Regions from separate parts of the Homo sapiens genome. Here region 1 is linked to region 2. A link is an interaction called in ENCODE POLR2A ChIA-PET data of the cell type or tissue named here. Cell type or tissue: OCI-LY7. All regions are shown on one strand. Links, peaks and the distances in the headings refer to the core of each region. The heading gives the core; the rest is flanking DNA.

Region 1 (10,452 bases), core at 2,173-6,172, 290 kb after region 2:
GCCCCTCTCCCAGCCCTGGGGCCTTGAGCTGGTTTCACCCCTAACCTCTGCCCTTGACCACAGTGAGGAGCATTGTTCCTACTAATGGTCACTCCAACCTGTGGCTCATCTTTGATTCTGTCTTCTTCATTCTCTCGGAAACACTTTAGACAGCTGACTAGTTCTTCCACCTTGTAAATGAACTATTGATTGTTCTCTCTGGCACTGCATTCTCAATCTTCCTCCTGCCTCTGTGACTTTTTATCTGTCTCCACTATTGTCTTGTCTCTGCCTCATGACACCTAAACGTAGATATTCCCCAAGGCTCGATTATCAGCCACGCTCTCTTTGGAAACTCTCACTTGGGACTCCATCTCCCCCATATGAAACATTTCCTTCTCTGCATCTCCAGTTCAACTCTCTCTCCCCACACTCTGTCTCCTCTGAAGTCCTGCCGTGTGACATCCCTGGCATGGGCAGGGCACATCCAGTCATCCGACACCCCAACACCCACTCTCACCATTCTCCCGACACCCAGGTCCACATCGTCTCATGATCCACAACTAAGGTTTAGGAGTGTGTTGGATCTGACCACTGGGAGAATTTACCAGCCAGCACCAGCAGCCCTCTTAACTCCTCCAGCGTGCACAGACGCGGACTCTTGACTGATGAGAGGCCACGTAACAAACAACTAGTCTGATGGTCATTGACAAATTGGGTGTCATTGATGGCACTTAATGGCACCAAGAGCTAGAATTCTTTAAGTCGCAACTTCCTGAAAAGCAGGGCTGTCTCCTTCCATTGAGCACTGTTCTCTCATAAGAGACACTGGGAATTACTGTCTAAAGGTCCACCCTAGGGACTCATAAATATCTAAAATCCCATGTTGAGGAGGTGTGACTGAGAGGGGCAGCAGATTGAAGTCTCTCACCCTTCTTAGCTGGGTGGCCATTTAGTAAAGGCAAATGATCAGCTCCCAATACCAAGGCATCCAAGCATTTCACATGCAAAAAACAAGTATCTAAGGTTGAAATGTGTCACGCATCCCCTGGAGGTGCCCTGACCTCCACAAAGAGCCATTTGGAACATCTTGGCACAGTTAATTACTCCCTCTTACCTGGAAAGGTGACTGAGTTAATGCATGTCCCACTGAGATATATCAGCTTTGGTAGGAGATCTCTTGCAGCTAAGAAGGAATCATGATACAGAACTTTAGAAACCAGGCAGACCATCAAATCAGTTGTTTGTTACACGGCCCCTCACTCAGTCAGGGGAGTCCACATCTGTGCATGCTGGAGAAATTGATAGGGCTGCTGGTGCTGGGTGATGGGGCATAAATTCCCCCAATGGTTAGTATTGATGGCTATGGCCTCTTTCCAAAGAAATAAGCTCTCAGAATTACACACAGTGGCTGAAGCCATTTTTAGCAGGTGGAGGCCACATATCACAGCCACAGAGATTTGTTTCCTTAGACCTTAAAGATTATTTCTCATTCTGATGGCCAATCCCTCATTGAGGGCAAAGATAAAATGGTTTCCGGGAGAATGGACACAAACCCTATCTCCCACGCCCCCATCAGTGCTCCCGACCTGCTCATTGACAGGATTTGAGGAGAGCCCAAAGATCCCACTTACTGCAGAAGATGAACAAGCAGAATCTCAGAGCACCCAGTTCCTTTTCTCTAAAGAGTACAGGATGTTGTCAGGATAAACTGATCCTTCCAAGCACTATTTAGTGTGAAGAAATCTAAGGCTTATTATAGCAGAGTCTTAAATGTCAGCATTCATGGGAATCACCCAGAGGGTTTGTTAAAACATAGATTGCTGGGCTCTACTCCTACAGTGTCTGAGCAGGTCTGGGAAGCAGGACTGACAATTTGTATTTCTACCAAGTTTCCAGGTGATGCTGATGCTGCTGGCCCAGGGACCCCACTTTGAGAACCACTGGATTTAATGGGAAAGGAGCAATATTGCCAGATGGCACAGGACCCAGTGCTATGCTCCTCCTAAAGAACTATTATCCAAAAAGCAGGCCCTACTGTAGGGCTGGCTGCTGACCTGGGGGAATTGTGAGAGTCAACCCCAGGGTTCTTGGGAGATGTGGCCCCAGTTAACCTGGAGTCACAGGTGGCTCTGGCAAGCATCCCTCTCCCACCTGCCCTTTTCACAGGCCCGCACTCAGGGTCTTAGCAGTTGGAAGCATGTGGTGAGAGTCACTAGGTCATCATTGGCTTTCCCTAAGGTTGTGTGGCAAAATCCCCACGTCAGTTCGAGGCCACGCCCTGCAAGTCAGTTCCTCAGAGAAGGCCCTACCTGTTGACACAGAGGATGAAAAAGAAGCTAACAAAATGTAGAAGCTGGCATTGGAGTAGAGGGCACGGGCAGGGGAACAAACCCTTGCAAACCCCACTGCCCACACATGTGGCCGTTCCTACTCTGCGCACTGCCTCCCTCAGCGTGGGTGGAAGTATCTCTAGGCCATATGCTCGGGGAAGCACTGATCATTAAATTAGCCCTGCTCTTGCTCTAATTAAGACTCCCATCTGTTTCACTCATTAACCACCACTGGCCTGTTCCTGCCTCTGGTGTTTCACTTCATATTTCAAAGGAGTCAACTGCCTCTCTCCAGCCAAAATCACCAAGGGTCCAGGTTGTAAATCAAGTGGGGCTCAAGGGCAGCCCCTCCTGAGTTCTAAGTCACTATAGTCACACTTCTGCTCAGGCCCTTTGGGGTCCCTGCCCACCACACAGCCACCTGATGAGCCCCATCTACTCCTTGTCACTCACGGATTCTCTCCTCTCCTCAGTGGGGTCTTCCTCCCGCCCACCGGTGAGCTCCAAGGCTTGATCCTTCACAGCCCATCACACCTGGTGTATGCCTCAGTTTACCCCTCATCACCTGGCCCAATGACTGAGACTCTGTCTCCCTCATAGACTATAGGTTCCCTAAAGGCTGGGACTTGGTCTTTTTGTCTCTGTAACCCCAAAGTGCATCCCAGCACCAGGACTCAGAAGCCCTCAGGAAATGAACATTGAAAGAATGAGTGAATGAATGAATGATGAACAAATGGATGGACGTGCAAAACTGCTGCACACGGATCTGGCACCTCCCTGGAGGAGGTGAGACACGGCCATAATGAGCTTCCTTGTCAAGAGCCCAAGAGCCTGGCAATGACAGCTCCTGGCAATGGGTGCCTATAAAACCCAGAATTGTTTCAGCACTTCGGCTCTCAGAGAAACTGCAGCCAGCTTGTTCTCATAAGACTAATGCAATAAAAATAAAACACCTGTTTCTGGGAAACAAAAATATCATGCATTATTCAGCTACCATCTTTAGATCCTGGGAAACTGTATCTGAAAGGATCAATCACTGAGAAATAGGTACCAAAATGTGCTACTTTTAAAGTGATGGTCTGTTGTTTCTTAAAATGAACAACAAAAGATCTTTGGGGAACAGGCCTAGCTGAAGCTCTCTGAGGACTCTCAACATAGGCAGAGCTGCCAGTGTCCCTGGTCAAACACAGAAGGAGAGGGGTCCCTGGATCTGGAGGAGGCTCTGGGCAGGGGGGATCGTAGCGAAGATGCGCTTTCCTCTCTGATGCCATGACCCCCTTCTGTTTCCCCAAGGCCAGCCCTGGTCTGGGGGGCTCCAGCCTTCCCACATCCACCTGCTCCTGGGTGCACTTCCGTGGGGCTCTCACCCTCACAGCCCGCCCCCAGGATCCCAGATCCCACTCATACAACCCGAACATTCTCTGCTTCTTTCTCGGGAGTCTGGAATCATGATCAGTAAGTCTAGACTTTTTTTGAAAATGCCAATGCCAAAGCCAAAGCCAGGCCATGGGGCCCAAGGAAGCATTCCTCTCATCCTCCTCTGAATACTGGGCATGGAGAAAACCAGGAGACACAGACTCAGAAAGGGCCAAGTCAATTTCCTAAAGATGTTATAATTGCTCACTTCCCAGCTAGCTCTGATGCCTGCAAGCTCTTCACCAACCCCAGGAGGTGAGCGTCATGCAAATGATACCAATTTCCCACCCCCGTCCTGTCTCTGAATAGACAGGAAGTACATGAGTCAGTAGCATTTGACACTCACAGAGGAAGGTGCTGCTGAGAGAGGCCTGGGACAAGCAAGAGGAAGGAACAGACTCAGGGGAAGACTGTGAGGGTGGCATGTGGCAGAGCCGCCCACCAGCACCCAGACCACCTCCTAGGCCCTGTGCACGTGGAGACTGAGTGAGGACTTCCCAGAGTCTGCAGGTGGTGCCCACCCTGTCCTCCGAGGGAAAGTGAGACAGTCACCCCAGGCTGGGCTGAGCAGCCCACGGGTCGCTGCAACCCTCACACTGCACCTCACTATTCCCTAAAGGGCCCTGCAGGACTGGTTCCATCCCTTCTCTGGCCACATCTGTGTCAGGGATTCCAGGACCATCCCCAGGTTCAGAGACTCCCAGGACTCAGGCTGCAATTTATTACAGTGAAAGGACAACCTGCAAAAACAGCAAAGAGAAAGGCACAAGGGGAACCAGGCACAAGCTCCCAGAGTCCCCTCCCTGGGGAGTCACACAGCACATGTCTAATTCCCCAGCGATGAGATGTGACAACACATGTGAGTGCTGTCTATGAGGGACGCTCACTAGAGACTCGGCACCCAGGGTTTACTGGGGTCTGGTCACGTCAGCACCTGTGCCTGGCATAGTCCAAAATCCCAGCCTCTCAGAGGGAAAGCAGGTCCTCAGCATAAACCCTATTGTTTGCACACGCAGCCATTCAGTGAATCAGTGTGGGGGCCTGTTTATCGGCAAAGCTCCCAGGCCCCAGCTGAGGGCCAACCTTGCCAGCAGGCCTCTGCAGGGAGGGCATCTTTGGCCTTCATGGTTAATTCCTTCTGCACAAGTACCACCTCTGTCCCGCCCATGCTCACCGTCCCCAGCCACATGAGCTCCCACCAGCACCTTGACCTCCTGCAGGCTCAGCCTGGCACCGCTCCCAACTCCATCCATGCACAGCTGGCTCCTTGTTGGCATCCAGGGCTCAGATCAATGTCACCTCCCCACAGTCACCTCCTCCCCACAACCACCCAGTCTACAGTAGCCTGCGTCCTACGTACCACCACACAGCACAGTGTTAGGCCCTCCCCACACTGTTCTTAAATGTTCTTATTTGTTTACTACCTGTCCTTGCTGGGATGCCAGTTCCCAGAGAACAGGAGCCTGGTCTATACCCTCAGATCCTAACCAGTGTGTGCACATGATGAATGCACGTGTGATGGTTACTACTTAGTATCAACCTGATCGGATTGAAGGATACAAAGTATTGATCCTGGGTGTGTCTATGAGGCTGTTGCCAAAGGAGATTCACATTCGAGTCAGTGGGCCGGGAAAGGCAGACCCGCCCTTAATCTGGGTGGGCACCATCTAATCAGCTGCCTGCTCAGCTCAAATATAAGCAGGCAGAAAAATGTGAAAAGAGAGACCGGCCTAGCCTCCCAGCCTACACCTTTCTCCCGTGCTGGATGCTTCCTGGATGATCCCTTGAACTGGACTTGGACTTGGACTGGCTCTCCTTGCTCCTCAGTCTGCAGACGGCCTATTGTGGGACTTTGTGATCGTGCGAGTTAATACTTAATAAGCTCCCCTTTATCTATCTATCTATATATATATATATATATATATATATATATATATATATATATATGTTTGTGTGTGTGTGTGTGTGTGTGTGTCTGTATTCCACTAGTTCTGTCCCTCTAGAGAACTCTAACACAGCACATAAGAAGACGGGTGTTCATGAATACCTGAGTGAATGAAATTAAAAGTGTTCTGGGAACTGAGATGTTAATACACTCCTGTGTTGGGATTGTTCTCAGAGGACCCGGCTGTAGCATTCACAGCAAGGTGAGGCATCCCAGGGCCATGCTGCCTCTGGCCTCACTTCCTGCTCCTCTGCCCCTCACTCTGCATGCCCAGCATCTGAGCCCCTGACTGCCCCCCTCCCTAAAACCTTCATCTGCCCAAGGTCCATGCCCTGGCTGTCCACGGGGCTAATGTGTGCCTTTATGTTTGCTCACATATCACCTCAGCAAGCCCTTGCCTGACCAGGTAATTTAAATGGAACTTCCTCAGCCCTGACGGCCTCATCCACCCCTGAACAGTGCCATGGCTGTATTCACCCAAGGCACATTCAGGCTTCTAACAGTTTTAATACTTATTTATGATGGGCATCATTTCTCTGTCATCCCTGACTAGAATGAAAGCTCAAATAAAGCAGTGACTTTAACAAATCCCCAGTGAGTCTTCCATAAATATTTGCTAAGTTGGTGAAGGACTCCTCGGTAGCAGGGCCACACACACACACGTCCTGACTCACAGAGTATTGAGAGGATTAACTGAGATGACGGTAGATCAAAGGCTAAGCTCAGTGCCTGCCTAGGGTGTTCTGCACACCTGCCACCCATTACCTACATTAGCTGACACTGAGTACCTCAGGAGTTCCGAGTGACCTTGTACAAACACGGTCTGAACTGGACCTAAGAAGCAGGTGGGCATTGACGGCAGAGAGGGAGGGAGCAGCAGGTCAGAGACAGAGGGGTGGAACACAGGTGCAGGGTGGACACACAGGTGTGTCTCTCTGGGGACAGTGAAAGTAGCGGTCTCAAGGGTGCCAGGGTTTAGAAAAGAGAGTGAGAGATTTTACTGGAGACGAGAGCTGGGGACAGACTTCTGGTTCCAAAATGGTGACATAGGGCCAGGTCCAATGGTTCATACCTGTAATTCCAGTTACTTGGGAGGCTGAAGCAGGAGAATTGCTTGAACCCAGGAGGCGGAGGCTGCAATGAGATCATGCCACTGCACTCCAGGCTGGGTGACAGAGTGAGACTCTGTCTCAATTTTTTAAAAAATGGTGACATAGAAGCAAGCTGGCTTCACTCTCCCCCATCCCCACCCACTGCCACAGAAAACTGAAAACAAACATACAGGGCCAAGATGATCCCCAGCAATATCCTAGAACTCAAATATGAGGATGGGCCACTTCCCAGGGCCACAGAGAAGTGACGAAACTCTGAGCAGATGGTAAGAGAATCAAATTTTCATATCCATGATGCCCCTGCCTTCCATGGCCCAGCACCAAGCACATGAAAATTTTCCTATCTCAGTTTCTACACCGGAAAAAGTGAACTTGAGGTGGGCAATTACCTTTCCCACCATCTTGGAGTCCCTGGCAGGAAACTTGTCTCTGTCTCAACCCACGGAAGCATTGAGAGAGTGCCTGAAGGGAGAAATATTCCTGAGGACAGCCAGAGACAAAGTGGGGAGGTGGGACTACCATCCCAGCCCCGGAAACTCTGCTCTGTAACTCAGCCAAAGGAGACACCAAGCCACAGTGACTATTCAGCCGCACGATGCCGTAGGAGGTATGTTCCACAGGACCCCTGGGCACAACCCCGAGCCAGCCTTCCCCACGCTACCGGGATATCCCTTTTGGGCCCTCCCCCATTCAGACAGGGAGCACTCCGATAGTTTGCTAGAGCCAAGGCCAACCTGAGGTTAAGGGATCATCTACCACTAAAAAGGGGCAGCAACCTAGCAGGAAAAAACTGAAGAAATTCAACAGGTAAATTGCAAACATACCCAATAAAAAAATAGGCCAAGCCAGATAGAGAATACTGGAATAAATAACCTTCAGTGCAAAGACATAAATATACATTCACAAGAAACAGCAGCAAACAGGGAACCATGGTCTCCCCAAGTGGACAAAGCAAGAAACCAGTGACTGGCTCCATATGAGACAGTGATACGAGCTCTTACCAAGAATTCAAAATTACAGTTTTAAGGAAACTCAGGGATCTCCAGCATAACACTAAAGACATTTGTCAGAGAAACTGAACTAAAACATTGAAATAATTTTAACAATCAAACCGAAATCTTAGAAGTGAGAAATACATTTACTGAACTGAAAAATTTATTAAAGTCTTTCAACGGCAGAATGGATCAAGCAGAGAAAATCATCGGTGAGCTTGAAGACAGGCTACTTGAAATTATAGAGGAGAAAAAAAAGGATGAAAAGAAATGAAGATCACCTACAAGATACAGAAAATTACCTCAAAAGATCAAATCTAAGAATTTTTTTTTTTTGAGAGACAGGTCTCACCTTCATTGCTCAGGCTGGAGTGCAGTGGTGCAATCACAGCTTACTGCATCCTTGACCATCCAGGCTGAAAGGATCCTCCCACCTCAGCCTGCTAAGTAGCTGGAACTACAGGCATACGACCACCATGCCCAGCTAATTTATTTAGATTTTTGTAGAGACCGGGTCACACTATGTTGCCCGGGCTGATCCCGAACTCCTGGCTCAAGCCATCCTCTCACTCCCACCTCAGCCTCCCAAAGTACCAGAATTACAGATATGAGCCACCACACCTGGCTCAAGTCTAAGAACTATTGGTGTTCAAGAGGAAGTTGAGCAAAAGCAAGGAGTGGAAAGATTATTCAAAAAATACTACAAAAAACTTTTCAAAACTTGAGAAAGATATAAATATCCTGATATGGCGAGGCTTTGTGTCCCCACCCAAATCTCATCTTGAATTATAATCCCCACAATCCCCAGGTATCAGTGGAGAGAGAGGTGGAGGTCATTGGACCAAGGGGGCGGTTTCCCCCATGCTATTCTCATTATAGTGAGTGGGTTCTCGTGAGATCTGATGGTTTTATAAGTGTGTGGTAGTTTCTGCTGTTTGTTCTCCCTCGGGCTGCCTTGTGAAGAAGATGTCTTGCTTCCCTTTTGCCTTCCGCCATGATTGTAAGTTTCCTGAGCCCTCCCCAGCTATGTGGAACTGTGAGTCAATTAAACCCCTACCTTTATAAATTACCCAGTCTCATGCAATTCTTTATAGCAGTGTGAGAATGGACTAACACATATCCAGATTCAGGAAGATCAGAGAACACCAAACAGATTTGACCCAAATAAAACTACCCCAAGGCATATGCAGGGTCCAACTCTACCGGGCTTTGCAGCTGCTCTCCCCACGTGCAGAGACGAGAGATTGTAAGAAAGAAAGACACAGGACAAAGAGATAAAAACAGCTGGGCCCAGGGGACCACTACCACTAAGACGCAGAGACCACTAGTGGCCCCGAATGGCTGCGCACACTGATACTTATTGCATACAAGACAAGGGGGCAGGGTAAGGAGGGTGAGACGTCCAAGTCATTGATAAGGTCAAGCAAGTCACATGATCATAGGACAGGGGGCCCTTCCCTTTTAGGTAGCTGAAGCAGAGAGGGAAGGCAGCAAACGTCAGCATTTTCTTCTGTACTTATAAGAAAGATCAAAGACTTTAAGATTTTCACTATTTCTTCTTCTGCTATCTACTAAGAACTTCAAAGAGGAACCAGGAGTACGGGAGGAACATGAAAGTGGACAAGGAGTGTGACCATTGAAGCACCACAGGGAGGGGGTTAGGCCTCCGGATGACTGCGGGCAGGCCTGGATAATATCCAGCCTCCCACAAGAAGCTGGTGGAGCAGAGTGTTCCCTGACTCCTCCAAGGAAAGGAGACTCCCTTCCGCAGTCTGCTAAGTAACGGGTGCCTTCCCAGGTACTGGCATTATCGCTTGACCAAGGAGCCCTCAAGCGGCCCTTATGTGGGCGTGACAGAGGGCTCACCTCTTGCCTTCTAGGTCACTTCTCACAATGTCCCTTCAGCACCTGACCCTATACCCGCAGGTTATTCCTAGGTTATATTAGTAATGCAACAAAGAGTAATATTAAAAGCTAATGATTAATAATCTTTATAATAATGATTGATAATTGTCCATGATCATCTCTATATCTAATTTGTATTATAACTATTCTTATTCTAACTATTTTCTGTATTATACTGCAACAGTTTGTGTCTTTAGTCTCTTGCCTTGGCAGCTGGGTAATCCTTCGCCCACAGCATAGAATAAACTCTCAAAGGTCAAGGACAAACAGAGGATCCTAAAAGCAGCAAGAGAGAAAAGCAAATAACATATAAAGGAATTCCAATTTGTCTGGCAACAGACTTCTCAATGGAAACCATACAGAGCAGGAGGAAGTGGGACAAAATTTTCAAAGTGCTAAAAGAAAAAAGCTGCCATCCAAGAATACTGTATCTAGCAAAGCTATTCTTCAAATATGAGGGGGAGATAAAGTCTTTCCCAGGCAAGCAAAAGCTAGGAGAATTCACCACCACCAGACCTGTTTTACAAGAAATACTAAGGGGAGTTCTTACATCTGAAAGGAAAAAAAATGCCACACATACAAAAAAGAATGAAATCATGTCCCTTGCAGCAACATAGATGCAGCTGGAGGCCACTATCTTAAGCAAATTAATGCAGGAACAAAAAAATCAAATCCTGCAAGTTCTCACTTATAAGTGGGAGCTAAACACTGGGTACTCATGGACATAAAGATGGACCCAATAGATCCTGGGGATTACTACAGGGAGAGAG
Region 2 (10,452 bases), core at 2,946-6,945:
TCCTTCTATTATTTTCTTAGGACAGGCGCTCTCTGTGGGGCCAGTGCACCCTCCTGCAGGAAGCCCTCCAGGGTGAGATGGAGATGCTGAGACCACCTGGCCACACCCAGATTCCTCTCTAGGCCACTACCCCTCCACAGTCAATTAATGAGCACCTACCGTGTGTGAGGCAGGGCTGGGCAGTCTGAGCACAGGGTCCTGTGTCAGGGACAGAGTTGAACTGGACACCAACCAGTCCTGCAGTGCCGAGTGGGTGCAGGAGGGGCCGAGGCCTGGGGGACGTGGGTGGGGACACGCCCCCTGGGGAGGGGCTGGGCAGAGAGGGGCAGGGTGAGCAGGACCCGCCAGGACATAGAGGGAGCCTCGCTGGCAGAGGGCAGAGGGGTCAGGGCCCATGGGGAGGCCACGGTGTCCTGGGATTAATGAGGTTCAGCAGGGCTGGGGGAAGGTGGAGGGAGATGGATCCCAGGCTCAAGGGTCAGTCCCCTGAGGACTGAACTCTGACCTTTTCATCTCTTGCCCAGATTCCTTTCAAAGAGTCCTGGGGAGTCACACCCTACAAACCATAAAATCTCATGAAATGGGCTTTTCTATTAACCTGGTATAATGGGGCTCACCTTCCAGCCTGACTGTGGTACGGCTCAGGTGACAGACAGCAGACCCGTTCTCTTAACCCCAGCACCCCTTCTCCTGACTCCAAGACTTTAGACAAAGCTTGGCTCTCTCAGCCAGCTGTGAGCTAAAAAGATCCCGGAAACCCACCGGTGACTGGTAAGCCCCGGCCTCCCGTGGTCCCGCCTTTGCGGGCTGAGCCGACGTATCCCTTCCCTGCATGGATTCGTGATTGTGTCTGCAGGCCCTGTCTCTCTGCAATGCATGAAATCAGCCGTAACCAGCCCCTGGGGCACTCTCAGGAACTGCCCAGGCTGTGTTTCCTGGGCTGCGGGCACGCATACTGGCTCAGAATAACCTCTTTCAATATCTTGGTAGAATTTCGTTTTTCTATTGTCAGCCTGCCAAGCCCTGTCTGCCTCAGTGCTGAATGTGAGTGTGTGAGTGCATGTGAGTGTAAGTACATAAATGGGTGTGTGAGTGTGTGTGCGTTCTGTAAGATGTGAGTATGTGTGCATGAGTGTGTGCGTGTGCATGTGTGTGTGCGTGTGCATGAGCATGTGTGTTTTAGTATGTGAGTGTGTGTGTGTATCCTGCCGACTCAGCCACACCACCCCTGCTCTGCCCTGTAGAGATAGCCTGAGGCTCCTGGGCAGAAGATGGCCAGGTTCTGACAACAGGAGTGGGTAGGAACCCGACGTGGGAGGAGCCTGAGAGGAGGGCACTCCCCAGCCCCCAGCTCCCACCGCAGTGCCTCCATGTGGTCCCAACCCTGGTGGCGCCTCTGCCCTACTGTCTGTCCCCAGCCAAGATGGACCTTGCTGGGTGGGAGGTGGGTGTCTCCCTGGTCCAGCAGTTGAGGGGACTCCTGAGCCCTGCCCACTTTCCCTCCCCTTGCCCCAGCCTGGGGGAGGTTACCGCGCTTCCCTGAGCCCCCGGCTCATGAGGCCTCTCCTCCCTGCTCCTCCTCCCTGCGCCCTTCAGCCTGCATCCTCCTCCCTGCCTATCTTCCCTGCTCCTCTCTGACCCCTCCTCCCTGCATCCTCCAACCTTGGCCCTCTTCCTTGTCCCCTCTTTCCAGGCCCCCTACCAGTCCTCGCCCCGGCTCTGTGTTTCCCGCTCTCCTGTGGGGTGGCGGGGCCAGGCCTCCCTTCTGGCTGCATTCTGTGGTTCGGGCTGGGGCTAACGCACAGCCACAGAGGGGATTTTCGGGGAGCAAGTGACCATTCAGTGAACGTAGCAAAAGGTGACTCTGGCCCCCTGCAGAGAATGGCCCGGTGGCGGTGAGAGGCAGCAGGGCTGGGGGACTGCGGTTCTCCTGGGAAGAGGTGGCGGTGGTGGTGGCGGTGGCGGTGGCAGTGGGGACGGATAAACGTGGACGCAGCCATGAAAGTTAGAAAATAAACCCAGAGCCCTAGGAGGGGCGCTCCACGAGGCCCGTTGTACAGAAGGAGAAACCGACGCCAGAAAGGCACGTGGCTCCCTCGGCCACCGCCAGCCCTGGTGCCTGGAGAAGGGAAGTGGCCTCCGGTCCAGGGACCTCAAATACGCGGACCAGAAGTCTCCTCTCAAGGCCGCGTCTACCGATGGCCGCCCCGTTATCCTGGCTCTAGAAAATCTTCCTGACTGAGGCAACATTGAAATAACATGAGAAATGCGGTACGAAGTTGCTGGCACCGCTGGCCTGGCTTCAATGCCTTCATTATTCTCAGTTTGCACAGCGGGGTCCTCGTGCACAGAGTGTCACTGTCTTGGTACTCAGGGGAGCTCCCGGTGGGGAGACTGGGCAGGCTGGATGTGGGCGGCAGGGGAGCTATGGGGGACCCCATCCCTACAGGCTCCTCCCCACAGACCAAGTGCGCTGCCTTCCTCAGGTGCTGACACAGGTGCGCAGACACAGGACAGCTGGGGAAGGGGGATAGACAGAGCACAGCTGTCCCGGGCCCAGAGCCAGTGCAGGCCGCCCACCACCCGATGGAGTCAGGGTTTGGATTAGAGAAGGGGCCTTGCTCAGGTTCAGGCCTGAGCAGAACCAGGGGTTTCCAAAGCGCTGGGCTTGACTCCAACAGATTAAAGCTCATTACACCCACCTTGGGATCATTCCTGCCCTCTGCAGGTGTGCTGTGCTGAAGCAGTGGGGCCAGGTGTGAAACAGGAGGCATGGCCAGGTTGGAGGGGCGGGGTCAAACCACAGGGGCGGGGCCACGGTGGGGGTGTGGTCAGGGTGTGGTCAAGCTGTAGGGGAGGGGCGGGCTCGATCTGCGGGAACGAGAGGTGTGGTCAAGGTGTGGTCAAGTCATGGGGGGTGGGGCCAGGATGGAGGGGTGGGGTCAAGCCACAGGGGCTGGTCAGGGTGGAGAGGTGTGGTTACACCGTAAAGGCAGGGCCAGGGTAGAGGTGAGGGATCAGAGAAGGAAATGGCTAGAAAGAGGGGGTGGGGATAGGATGGACAGGGGTGGCCAAGCCATGGGTGTGGAGATAGGGGTGGGGCCAGGGTGAGGGGAGGAGCCAGACAGAAGGGTGGGGCCAGGGTGAAGGGCATGGTCTAACCATGGAGTGCTGTCAAGCACTGGGGGAAGCCAGGATGGAGGGGCAAGGTCAAACCACAGGGGTGGGGCCAAGGTGGAGACGTGTGGTCGGGGTGTGGTCAGGCCATAGGGGCGGGGCCACATTGGAGGGGGCTGGGTCAGGCGTGGGCGGGGCCAGGCTGGAGGGGCAGAGCCAGGCAGGGGGTGTGGTCACACTGTCCTGTAACGGGAGGGAGGACACACACATCCTGACACCCAGCCTTTGAGGTCTCCACGGGTCTCACAGCCCGTACCTCACTGCGTCCATCTCTTCCCCCACTTCATGACTGGCCCTCAAGAGTCAGGAGTGAATGAACCCCACTGCACAGTGTGTGACACATCACATCTCATCTCTCTGCGCGTGGATTCCCTCAGGCTTCAGGCTTTATGATGTATTTTCGTTCCTTCCCATTCCTCCTCCCATTCCCCTCCCTGCCGTTAGGAAATCACTGAGCCGTGTGTAATGACGATCTTTTTATTGGGACGTGTTCTTGGAGAGTGCCCGTTGCTGTTTCCGGGCATGAACGTCAATGGTCTCATGTGATTAATTTCATTCTGTGTATTTGTAAACTTTTACAAATAATCATGTTTTAAAGATGCTCTCATATCGCTCCGTGTGCACCAGCTCATGCTGTCTCATTGCTGCATGGTTCTCCGTGTGCGCCCACCCCATTTTCCTCTCTGTTCTCCCAGGGACACCCACCCAGGTCCTGTGCCCCTCCCGGCCCCCACAGACAGGCTCAGAGGTCATCTGTGGGCCTCAGAGGTCATCTGTGGGCCTGGGTCAGCACCTCCCTGGGTGTCTACTTGAGGTGGGACCGCTGGGTCCAGGGCCCTCCGTCCACCCCCACCTGCAGGACATCCCTGCGTCCCTGCCCAGGCTGGGAGCCGCCAGCTTCCTAATCACCGCCAGGAGTGACAGGAGACAGCCTGGGTGTGGCATCTTGGCCTGTTGGGATTTCCTCTCCTGGGTGTTGCCTGCTCACATCGCTCTGTCCATTCTTTGGGATTTCTCCTTGTTTCCTTGTTGATTTACAAAGTTACATTGTATATTTGACACACTGATCACGTTCCAGTTTTAAACTTTGCAAATCTCTTTTCCCATTTTGCCAGTCGTCTAATGATTTTGTTCATGGTCTTCTTCATTAAGCAGGCATCCTTTGTTTTGATGTGACAAAACTAATCATTTTTCTATGGTTTATGCTTTCCAAATGTGTTTAAAAAATTGTTCCCAGGCACAAGTTCCCAAAGACTCTATATGTTTTCGTATTTTCTCTCTTTTCATATTCAGGTTTTTAATCCATCTAGACTCCATCTTTGTTTGCAGTATTGGTTAGCGATTCAGTCTTACTTTCCTCCACACAGACAACCCGTTTTCCCAGTACCGGTTTTACACAGCCCATCTTCTATCAATGGTTTGTGGAGCCGGTTTCATCACAGTTTTAATAAATATCATGTGAACATGTTACTTAGCTTGGTTGGTATTCCTGAAATGTTCTATTTTCTGTGGACTGTGCTCCTTGGGTAAAATAAACCCAAACCACACAGTATAATGAAAATGTCATGATCATCAACAGCCAAATGCCTCCTGCTTTTCCTCCAGCTGCGGTGCTGGTTAAGAGCAGAGCTTTGGAGCCTATCAGGCCTGGTCCCCAGAAGCAGATCCTGGGATGAGGACTCAGGAACAGGTGGTGCATGAAGGGAGGGCCGGGAGGGAGCCGGGACAGGGATGGGGTCAGGGCAAGCAAAGCTGTGAGCACCAGGTCTCCTGACTGCAATGGCTTCCTTGTGGTCCTGCAGGGGCGCCCTGGAGCGTGAACCCAGCCTCAGCCACCCTGTTGGAGGCTCCCACACCCCTGTCACTGGTCAAGGCCTCGCTAGGTGGGGAGGATGAGAGCCAGCGAGCTGCTGAGTGTGGAACAACTCGCTCCCAGGGGCAGCAGCAGCACAGCCCCTGCCAGCTTCCTGGGATGTGAATAATTTCACTATGACTGACGTTCAGCCTGTGTCATACCTGGTTTATATAATTCCTGAAAACTGTAAACACCAAAATCATATCCCACAAGCTGGGAGGAGGCAGCTTCAGCATGGCTGGCCCCCAGGCCACTCCAGCTCACTGCAGTGGGGCCGGTTGGGCTCAGTGGCCTAAGGACAGTTGTCCAAAGAGGAGTGTCAGGAGCCAGCCCTGGAGAGAGAAGAACACAGAAGCCCAAGAGGGGGTCCTGGGAATGCTCAGGGCCAGAGGATCTGAGTGGAGTCCCCCTGGTGTCCAGGCCCCTGGGGTCGGGATTCCTCTCCTCCCCCCAGCTCAGGCAGGTCCTAGAAGGTTATCAGGGAGCTGTATCTGTCCCACAGCAGCCTGTGGGAGCCGACTCTCACATCTGAGGGTTTTTATGAGCCAGCTGTTAAATTGGTTCCATCAGCCTGCCATGGCCGTAAAATGCACCAGCCATGCCCATCCCCTCCTGGGGAGAGGAGTTCAAGCTCACAGAGACCCTCAGTGCCAAGATCAAACCCAGGTGATATGGTTTGTCTGTGTCCCCACCCAAATCTCAACTTAAACCGTATCTCGCAGAATTCCCACATGTTGTGAGAGGGACTCCGTGGAGGTAATTGAATCATGGGGGCCAGTCTTTCCTGTGCTATTCTCATGATAGTGAATAAGTCTCATGAGATCTGATGGGTTTATCAGGGGTTTCTGCTTTTGTTTCTTCCTGATTCTCTCTTGCCGCCACTGTGGAAGAAGTGGCTTTCGCCCTCCGCCATGATTGTGAGACCTCCCCAGTCATGTGGACTGAAAGTCAAATTAAACCTCCTTTTCTTCCCAGCCTCAGGTATGACTTTATTAGCAGTATGAAAACAGACTAATACACCAGGCCATTCTGCACTTTTGAGGGGTGACAGCATGCTGGCAGTCCTCACAGCCCTTGCTCGCTCTCCACGCCTCCTCTGCCTGGGCTCCCACTTTGGCAGCACTTGAGGAGTCCTTCAGCCCACCGCTGCACTGTGGGAGCCCCTTTCTGGGCTGGCCAAGGCCGGAGCCCACTCCCTCAGCTTGCAGGGAGGTGTGGGGGGAGAGGCGGGAGTGGGAACCGGTGCTGCGTGTGGCGCTTGCGGGCCAGCTGGAGTTCCGGGTGAGGGTGGACTTGGTGGGCCCCGCACTCGGAGCAGCCGGCCGGCCCTGCTGGCCCCGGGCAATGAGGGACTTAGCACCCGGGCCAGTGGCTGCGGAGGGTGTACTGGGTCCCCCAGCAGTGCCAGCCCACCAGCGCTGCGCTCGATTTCTCGCCGGGCCTTAGCTGCCTCCCCTCGGGGCAGGGCTCGGGACCTGCAGCCCGCCATGCCTGAGCCTCCCACCCCCTCCATGGGCTCCTGTGCGGCCCGAGCCTCCCCGACGAGCACCACCCCCTGCTCCACGGCGCCCAGTCCCATCGACCACCCAAGGGCTGAGGAGTGCGAGCGCATGGCGCGGGACTGGCAGGCAGCTCCACCTGCAGCCCCGGTGCGGGATCCACTGGGTGAAGCCAGCTGGGCTCCGGAGTCTGGTGGGGCATTGGAGAACCTTTATGTCTAGCTCAGGGATTGTAAATACACCAATTGGCACTCTGTATCTAGCTCAAGGTTTGTAAACACACCAATCAGCCCCCTGTGTCTAGCTCAGGGTTTGTGAGTGCACCAATCCACACTGTATCTAGCTGCTCTGGTGGGGCCTTGGAGAACCTTTATGTCTAGCTCAGGGATTGTAAATATGCCAGTCAGCACTCTGTATCTAGCTACTCTGGTGAGGACGTGGAGAACCTTTATGTCTAGCTCAGGGATTGTAAATATGCCAATCGGCACTCTGTATCTAGCTCAAGGTTTGTAAACACACCAATCAGCCCCCTGTGTCTAGCTCAGGGATTGTAAATACACCAATCGACACTGCATCTAGCTACTCTGGTGGGGGCCTTGGAGAATCTTTCTGTCAACACTCTGTATCTAGTTAATCTAGTGGGGATGTGGAGAACCTTTATGTCTAGCTCAGGGATTGTAAATGCACCAATCAGCGCCCTGTTAAAACAGGCCACTCGGCTCTACCAATCAGCAGGATGGTAGATAAGAGAATAAAAGCAGGGTGGGGCCAGATAAGGGAATAAAAGCAGGCTGCCCGAGCCAGCAGTGGCAACCCTCTCGGGTCCCCTTCCACACTGTGGAAGCTTTGTTTTTTCGCTCTTTGCAATAAATCTTGCTGCTGCTCACTCTGTGGGTCCACGCTGCTTTTATGAGCTGTAACACTCACCACGAAGGTCTGCAGCTTCACTCCTGAGCCAGCGAGACCACGAGCCCACTGGGAAGAATGAACAACTCCAGACGCACTGCCTTAAGAGCTGTAACACTCACCGCGAAGGTCTGCAGCTTCACTCCTGAGCCAGTGAGACCACGAACCCACCAGAAGGAAGAAACTCCGAACACATCCGAACATCAGAAGGGACAGACTCCAGACACGCCACCTTAAGAGCTGTAACACTCACTGTGAGGGTCCATGGCTTCATTCTTGAAGTCAGTGAGACCAAGAACCCACAAATTCTGGACACACTTTCAGCCAACAAGGCAAATCAACATTCTCAGGGCTAGGCTGTGAGGCCAGCCTGTGAGGGAAGCAGGTGTCCCTGCAGCTCTGGCCTCCACTGCTGGGGTGGGGTGGGGAGGGAGGCCTGTGCCCCAAGGAGTGGCCAAGGCAAAGGGGCCCCTCTTTCCCGAGCTGACATCAGGGTGTCAGGACAAGAGCAGAGAGAACTGAATGACCCAGCTCTGGCCTCCACCTGGTGGGACCCGGCCTCCCTGCAGACCCACCTGCAGCCGCTGTCCCTGCTGGAGGGACAGAGAACAGCCCGCCCTGCAGGCCACAGGGACCACCCAGACCCTGAGCTGTGAGGAGACCCTGGAAAGTGGGAGCGCTGGTTACAGAGACTTCTTCTGGAAGGAGAAACCCCCTCACAGGCACCAAGGGAGCAAAGTGCCCCTGGAAACACAGCTGATCCCTCCAGCAAATAAATTTCCAGGCAGATTTGAATTTCAGATAAACAGGAATGATTGTTACTCTAAGTATGCCCCCCCGTGGGTAGTGCTCCCAGCAGATGGGCCTGCTCCATCAGGAGGAGGCGGGGACTGTGGGCAGGGAGGACCCGTGTCTGCCCTGAGCCCCAGGACACAGATCACTCTGGAGGGGCGGGCCACACGGTCACAGGAAACACTGGGCTGAAAACACTCCCGATAATCTTTTGAAAGCTTATCCTGTGCACTAATTTCCCTAGAAGATTCTCTGTGGGTGGGAAACAAGGTGTATCCTGTAGCTCAGGGATGAGGACAGCAGAGAAATGGCCCTTTTCAACATTGATGTGCCCCGGGCATGTTTATGGGCCGGGAAGAGGCAGCCAGAGGACAGGAAACAGTTGGAGGGGGAGGAAGCCTGGGGCCTCTTATCACTGAGGGGCAGGTGAGGGCGGGGGGCCGGGCTGGCTGCAGCCATCAGCAGCTCTCCTGAGCCGGGAGGGGAGAGGTGGCGGGAGGTGCTCAGACCTGTCCTGCCTTCCTATCTGTACACAGATGTCTTATGTATAATATGTAAGGACATTGAACACATTGATGTGTCACATATTTAGCTCTTGGATAGACAACTTTTTTCTAAAATCTGTTATTTTGCTTTTCAGTATCCATTTCCCATCCTCTTGCTAAACGAACCCCCGTGTTCTTTTGGGTAATCAGTCAGATCCGCTGACACTGCAGTTCCCGTGGTTTAGGAGGAACTAACCCTGCCCCTCCATTCCCGGAGTCCATGTCTGACCCATCAGAACCAGTAAGAGGACAGGGAGCTTTCTCTCATCACCAGGATCCTGTTGCAAAAAGTCAGAATCGGTGCATGAAACCACCACCCAAGGACACATTTTTCATTATTTCAAATGGAAAAAATTACAACACTTCGTCCTAAAATTTCTGCTCAATCCCCTAAAACAGTTAAAGCACAGGAAAATGCTTACATATGAAGATCCAGCTATCATGTCAGGGTGCACAATACTGACAGGGTCCCTTCTTGATGGGCAAATACATGATCAACAGGGTTGTCAGCTGACCGCCACCTGTGCGCGGATGGAGCCCCCTGCCCAGCAGCTCGCGTCAGTGCGGGTGAGCGACCCTCAGCCCCTGCTGGCATCTGGTGCACTTTTCAACACAGGTCTACGTGATCACCACAGGCATATTCGGAAGTCACTTGATTTGTTCCTGGATATTGTTTTTTTACACGTATATTAAGATTTGTTAATGGGAGTTGGATTCATTCTTATGTAATCAGCCATTTTTTCAAGGAGACATCTGCACATTCTATGAATTTTGGATATTAAAACCAAGAGGTGACTCACTGCAATCCCAGCCAAGCCCAGGAAGGCATTCTGCAGATTATGTCAACTGAGTCTGACGTTCTATGGAAAGGCGAAAGTCCTCGAACAGCCAACACCGTGAGGAAGAACAGAGTTGGAGAACCCACATACCTAACTTCAAGCCTTATCTTAAAACGACAGTAATCGCGACAGAGTGGTATCAGTGCAAGAACAGACAGACAGACCACTGGGATGAAACAGGGAGCCAGGAGTAGGCCCACAGAAGCCCCGTCAGCTGATCTGCGATGGGGAAAAGCCGGCTCTGGTGTGGCCTTTGCCCAGCGGCCACCGTTCAGGATGGGGGAGCAAGGACACAGGTGACGCCAGGGCCCCACAGGGAAGAGCTGGGCCAGCAAACATCTTCCGTCAAGACCCAGAGCCCGTGAGGCCTGCAAACATCTTTTCAGGGCACACAGGCTCTGATGCAGCTACTAAAACCTGCCATTGTTGTGTGACAGCCACTCGGGAAACAAAGACCCAGCCCACGTGCAGACCCCTCTTCATGGGCCCAGCAGAGGTGAATGGGCCCCGAGAGGATCCCACGGGCTTTCCCCAGAGGACGAGGCCATGCCGGGGCCTCATTACCCACAGATGTCACACGGCTCCTCCTCCTCCCCTCCTCCTCCTCCCCTCCGCCTCCTCTTCCTGTTGCTCTTCTTCCTCCTCTTCCTCTTCCTCCTTCTCCTCCTCCTCTTCCTCCTCTTCTCCTCATCCTCCCCTCTTCCTCCCCTCCTCCTCTTCCTCTTGCTCTTCCTCCTCCTCCTCCCCTCCTCCTCCTCCTCACCTCCTCCTCCTCCTGTCCCTGGTGGGTGAGCCATCAGCAGTGACCAGCCACACACTTTGAGTCTGGGGACAGCAAC

The links. ChIA-PET counts read pairs that join two places held together with the same protein. Peaks named below come from ENCODE experiments on the same cell type or tissue, not always from the same donor. Only the 100,000 strongest peaks of a DNase experiment are listed, where the experiment ranks them.
Region 1: POLR2A ChIA-PET joins it to region 2 with 5 read pairs; 2 of 35 experiments call an interaction of 5 or more read pairs at or near these places.

What each region holds. Positions count from the first base shown.
Region 1 is chr12:131,507,455-131,517,906 of GRCh38, forward strand. All of the region lies in intron 1 of LOC101929974 (a long non-coding RNA gene), which reads right to left. Among named protein-coding and RNA genes, the nearest start is that of LINC02414, 140 kb to the right of the region's middle. RefSeq lists an enhancer at 3,762-3,811. In OCI-LY7, for the core only: no CTCF peak of the experiment used is centred there; a DNase peak (open chromatin) is centred at 4,037; H3K4me3 peaks cover 764 bases; H3K27ac peaks cover 356 bases.
Region 2 is chr12:131,221,559-131,232,010 of GRCh38, forward strand. It overlaps LOC105370082 (a long non-coding RNA gene), which reads right to left. Exons shown (of 4, transcript XR_945559.3): 4 at 3,641-10,452. Among named protein-coding and RNA genes, the nearest start is that of LINC01257, 62 kb to the left of the region's middle. RefSeq lists enhancers at 621-700, 921-1,020, 8,466-8,760 and silencers at 1,215-1,386, 8,632-8,828. In OCI-LY7, for the core only: a CTCF peak has its summit at 5,008; a DNase peak (open chromatin) is centred at 3,202.